Linked DNA regions of Mus musculus: region 1 is linked to region 2. A link is a loop called in an ENCODE intact Hi-C map of the cell type or tissue named here. Cell type or tissue: heart. All regions are shown on one strand. Links, peaks and the distances in the headings refer to the core of each region. The heading gives the core; the rest is flanking DNA. Region 1 has its middle 120 kb from the start of Gm32728. Region 2 has its middle 130 kb from the start of Gm39235.

Evidence for each region. Peaks named below come from ENCODE experiments on the same cell type or tissue, not always from the same donor. Only the 100,000 strongest peaks of a DNase experiment are listed, where the experiment ranks them.
Region 1: a loop joins it to region 2, with 10 times the contacts of the local background. A loop is called at or near these places in 4 of 42 quality-filtered maps.

What each region holds. Positions count from the first base shown.
Region 1 is chr8:103,913,298-103,916,207 of GRCm38, reverse strand. No RefSeq gene overlaps it. Among named protein-coding and RNA genes, the nearest start is that of Gm32728, 120 kb to the left of the region's middle. In heart, for the core only: a CTCF peak has its summit at 1,712 (motif pointing right); no DNase peak of the experiment used is centred there; H3K27ac peaks cover 1,216 bases.
Region 2 is chr8:103,854,246-103,857,155 of GRCm38, reverse strand. No RefSeq gene overlaps it. Among named protein-coding and RNA genes, the nearest start is that of Gm39235, 130 kb to the right of the region's middle. In heart, for the core only: a CTCF peak has its summit at 1,342; no DNase peak of the experiment used is centred there; H3K27ac peaks cover 340 bases.

The DNA.
Region 1 (2,910 bases), core at 196-2,695, 59 kb before region 2:
CATTCCACTTAAATATTTTTAGACTGTGTTTGTTGCAGTTGGAAGTGGTAACTGAAATTATGGAAGATAAAAAATATGGATGAGGAAGAGGGTGTGTATCATCTCCCAGGGGCGTGCTTCTCAAGAGGACACCAACAAACACAGGATGGATTCAATAGCGAGCTGACTGACCAGATGTGTACAGCTGGAAGCAACTGAGCTTTACAGGCACCTGGGCACCCAACTCGTGGCATCATTGTCTTGCCTCCACACCGGATCCACTGGCTTTTATTTTATTTTATTTTATTTTATTTTATTTTATTTTATTTTATTTTATTTCTTTTGGAGACAGCATCTTGCTGTGTAGCTCAGCTTCCCAAGCGCCAGGATACAGGTCTGCATCTGTGCATTCAGGTTCCAGCTTCCACTGACCAATCCTTTCTCCCAGTCTGCGCGATCTTCTTTCTTTAAAGTGATAGCCAGCAGAGAAAAAGGTGGCAAAGATGCCAGGGTCCAGAAATGTTTTTTTGGCTTAGGGGCTTGTACTCGTGTGGGTCCAAGGGCATGGGGGACTGAGTCTACTTCTGAGTACAATTCCCTGTGGCTTCTGAACTTAAGCAAACAGATGAGTAATAGGCTCAAATCTTCAACTGCATTCTGATGTCTAAACCAAGTCACAAGAGTGGGTTGAATCCAGGAGTGGGGAAGAAAGCCTCCCCCTGCAAACACCAAAGAGATGGAGGTAATACAGCTATCAGTAGACCGGAGAACTGGGTCATCTTTGCTAATAGTGTATTCCATGTCTCGGTGGGAAAGCTTATCCTGCCTAGCAGGCATCTTGCTACACAGAGTCAGAGTGGAACCCAGCATTTTTTGTTGCCTCTCATGGCAAAACCTCTAGGTGGACCTTTAAGATGTCGTTTCAAAAACACCTTGTGCACCAAAGGTTTATTCTAACACTCAGCCCAAGGCCAGGCATGGAGACCTGTACAGGGGATGAGGAAGCCCTGGCAGGTAAGAACTTTGGAAGAGGTTAGGTCTGGCTCTGAATCCTTGCACTTAACAAGCGATGGGCTTTGTGGGCAACTGTCTGTCTCTTGATGAGAAAGTTTTGTATTTCTTTTTTTTTTAAATCAATAAAATGCAGATGATAAGGTCTGTCTCACAGGGAAGCCGTGAGACCTGAGCTGTGTACCGTAAGTTAAAGTGCTTAGCAAGCACCTGCTCTACTGCAACAGCCACTAAATGGTAGCTATTATTATCAATAATAAATGCAGGCTGAAGGAATGCAGAAATGAATGAATGTCTTTGCAACATTCAGCCAAATGGGCACGACTTCCTTTCTCCCTCCCTCGCTCCCATCCTGGCTCAGGTAATAATATATACACAAGGGTCAAGCTAAGCCATCCACCATTTGTAGTTTTTTTTTTTTTTTTTCCGATAAGAGATCACAGCTACGAGGCTCCCTGGTCCTGGGATGGATTAAAAGCACCCCATTCTGCTTTGCCACAAAACTTCTTCACAAGTCTGTGTCCCTCCCCCGCACACCCCAACTCCTCTCGAGCTCTGTGTGTGCCCAGGAAAATGGAGGCACACCTGTGCTAGCAGCCTGCCGAGAGGCATTTTCTTCCCCTCTGTTGCCTGGGCGATTCTGACTACACACCTGCAAAAGAGCCTTCTTTTCCTCCCCAGCTCCAAATCAAAGTGAGTCTTCACTCTCCAAGCTGCCTGCAGAGGGAGCACACACAGGGAGGACTTGAAGAGAGCAGAACAATTAGACACGGGAGCTGGCCCCTCTCTGAGGCTGAAGCTGTTTTTAGCTCTGCCTCTCAGGCAGACAGGCCTGGCCTTGGGGGTCTGGGCCCAGCCTGATGAATTAAGGACAACAGAAGTCTGTTGGCTTAGGAGAGGTTCTCCTTATAAGGGGCTGAGCAGGGAGGTTCTCCCTTTGTTTTTCCGTTTCTCTGTAATGACAGGGCTCCCCAACACACCTACACTGCCTGCCTCTGTTCAAATGTTCTTAGTCAAACAACCCAGTGTAACCAACAATACCAATAAACTCTCCCCACCACATGCTTTTAGTGGGAAACAAAAAAAAAGACACGTTCTGGAATCCAAAACTGCATGTCAATCTGATGATTTGGAACTGTGGATGAAGAAGGAATTTGGAGCAGGGGCAGGATTCCAGATGCTTCCAGGAAGAGAAAAAAGGTTTCTTCAAAGGTCTGGGTCAGTTTCGGGTGTGCAGTCAGGAGATCCTGGGGTAGGGTGGGAGGAGTGGGGGTGTCTAGCAGGCTGCAGGTGAGTTTTGCTTTTTATGCAAGAGGGACCCTTTCTGGAGGCAAATGGGCTCCAGGCTGCCATTATCTGTTGGAAAAAATAGCTCTGGATTTGGATCTAAGGAAGACTATAAACGAGGAGCGCAGAGACTTGCTTTCCAGCCTTGTGGGAGTCCGGGTAGTTTTAAATGAAGGGCAGATGCAGCCTTGGGCTAGATTCTACCTCCCTCGGTCCTGCAGTAACCTTATTAAAGAATAAAAATAAAGGCAGGAGTTTTATGATGACGAAGAAGAAAAGGCAGGGCCAGGCAGCTTCTCCAGCAAGGGGTGGGAGTGGGCTCTGGGATGTGCGGGAAGGATATGGGTTGGGTCTCTCTGTCTAAGGTGCAGAGATGAGGGGAGGGGCTATGGACAGATCCAGAGGCCATGGGCTGACTGTCCAGGCTGGGTTTGGGGGGCAGGAGGCAGGGTTGTCCTTCTGAGGGCTGGTCTCTTGGCCAGGCCAATTGCTTTCTTTGTTTCCTAAGGGAAAACAGCACCTGGCTCCTGGGAGAGGCCTACACCAATTTGCTGGTCCCCTAAAGGAAAGCTAGCTGCTGTTTGTAGTGTGGGCTCTTTAGCATTAGAGTTTTGTGAGAAACCCCAGATTGAG
Region 2 (2,910 bases), core at 293-2,792:
AAGCCTTTCTAGAATTCAAGACCTAACTGTCCGAGTGTTTATGTTTCTCCCATTCACAGGATGAAATTCTGACCCTCAAGGGTCAGATATGAAGATGGAGGAGCTTTTGAAAGATATGCCAAAGGTAGACCCTTCGCACACAGGTTTCATGCCCTTAGAAAAGAAGCTTGAAGGAACTGTTGTCTTTCTTTCTGCATATAGGATTACATCACATGAGATTACAGATGATGACTCTCCCAATACTGAATTTCCTGGAACTTTATCTTGGGCTTCTCAGTCTTTGTAATTATGAAAAATGTGTTATTTGTAAGGCAAGCAGCCCTTGTTATTTTGTTGTAGCAGTATAAGCAGGGAAATGGTTGAACACCTCTTGAGGTGTCTTGGAACTAGCTGTAGATGTGACTGAAGGGCATCAGCATTCCACAAGGGATTAATGCCAATGTTTACTCTCTGAATGCCACCCAGATGTTGCTCTCATTGGACCAACCTACTGTGTAAACCCCGTTACCCTCCCAGGTAACATTTCCTTATTCCTTCTTAGCCAGTGGGCACAGTTGAGGCTCTGATACTAGGTGTTTCCATGATGCTGACTGGCTATGCACTTGGCCTTTTCCCCTACTGTGTTTTATGGGGTTGGGTTGTCCACCATCTACTCTGCAGCCACCTGTACCCAGAGTATCTTTCCTTACACATTGCCTTCCTGGATGAGTCCTTCTTACCCTATGAAGCAGCTCAAGGTGCCCTCTTTACCGGAGGTGTGTCCTGACAAGACAGCGATGCCCTGTGCATCATTGAAGGGCAGGGAGATAAGACCACTCCAGAGAGGGTTTCAGGGACCAGCATCTGCTTTATTGCTTATGAGCCACCACTTATATAGTGGAAGCCTATCGACTGTGATTGATTAGCGCGTTACCTCAGATTGGATTATGAACAATCAGACAATCAGGGTCTCTATGCGGAAGAAGCACATTACAGAAAACTTGAAGAGCGCAGACTGGTCTGCAGGGCAGCTACAGGCTACTCACAGCACTTCAGAATTCAGTGTTTTGACTTCTGGGGCATGGTACACAAAGCTTCTTGTTTAGCAGCAGTGTGCCAGGTAGGCTAGCTGCCAGGTCCTGCCCGCATTTTCTTCTACATCAATGTTACCAGGCATAGGTTATGGCTCAATTGTCTTTGCTTCCTCCGGCTCTCCTTGCTCAGTGATTGCCCTTGCTACCCAGCTTTACAGTTTTGTTTAATTGTCCAGCTCCATTAGAATGTGGCTCCCTGGAACCAGGAGCTCTACCAACCTCATTCTGCTTCTCCGGGGTAAACACAGGAACTGGTCCATGACGGACACCTAGTGTAGGTTTGAGGGAAATAATTCAATGATCTCAAACTTTACATTCTTTTTGTCTGTGTTTCTTCTTCCACCCAGCACTTAAACACCCAGAGAATAGATGTGATTGATTCCAGATAACATTTGAAATCATTATTGCTTTAAAAAAAACTGCATTCCTTAACCTTTAAAGCTAGCCCGGGCACGCTATTGTGTGAGAAGCAGTTTTTAGATGCAGGCGTGGCTGACATTCATTCTTCTGGCCTCAAAGCTCGCCTCAGCCTCTTGTATCTTACATGGACGTGTTGTCAGAGAATATTTTTATCATCCTGTCATGCTTAGAAAGCCGGGTCCTTGATCCCAGTCATTTCTAAGTCAAAAGTGATATAGTCTCCCGATCCCTGTGCTCACAGTAAATCCCTGGCAGAGTCTCCTGCTTTGGGGGGACGTGTGACATGCTCTTTTGCAGCACATTTCAGACACCTGCTCAGTGACGAAAGATAATTTAACACCTGCCCAGGCTTTCCCAGTGGCCCTGCAACTGGCTTAATAGGATGTAGAATGTAGTGTGAGCGGAGTGGGAGAGTCCACCAGTGTGACCGGGTGGAAGCAGCTCCACAGCGGTCTCTGCCCCTGCTTGGCTCCTCTTGACAGGGGAAGCCCCCGCTGGTCAGTCTTCTTTGGTAATAACACACCTTCCCCATGATTTGGCTATGGGCTCTGTCATGTAGAGGAGCCCAGAGGGACATGGGGGCTGGCGGCTGTCCATTGTGAGTGCTAGACTCTAAGGTACAATTGTCACTATAGTCCCTCTTGCCTGAGCATCTGTTGTAAAATAAGATTCTCTAAGTCCTCCAAAACTGTTCACCGAACAAGGCAGCCCAAAGTATGAAATGAAATGGATTAGGTTTACCAAATGTTTGCCGATGTCTATTCTTTCAAATAAAATAGTCTATAGCTTAGATGGAATGTTTGGGACTGGCCAAAGCACTAGACCAGAATAGACTTACAATATTTTAGTGCTAGTCATGGGGTCCTGGTAATGCAAGACAGTGAGAGTGCACCTTGTGCACAGTTGAAAGGCATGAAAGTCAGTAACAAAGAAAGAGATGGTTGGGGTGGGGAGAGAGGGAGGGAGGGAGGGAGAGAGAGAGATATTGATTGATTGATTGATTGATATGAGTTACCTTAAGTGTTCTTAGTGAGCACACTTCCACTTCCAGGCATGAGAGAGATGGTGGCGATGCTGGGTCTTGGTACCCGTGAGTCTCTTATAAGCTGAGCCCCTGGATGAGATTCCAGCATCTGTAAGGTGTTCTTTTATTCTCAACCTGTTTTAATCACATTTATTTATTTATTTTGTTTATTTATTGTGTGTTTGTGAGTGTGCATGTGTTCCTGTGTCTGTGTATGTGTGCATGAGTGTGTAGGCCAGCAGACAACTCACAGGAGTTGGTTCTCTTTGCCCATCACTGGGTCACTGGAATTGAACTCCTATAGTCAGAGTTGGCAGCAAATACCTTTACTGGCTGAACCATTGCCTTAGCCTTAAGAGGTATACTTCTTTAGAACTTATTTATTTACTTTAG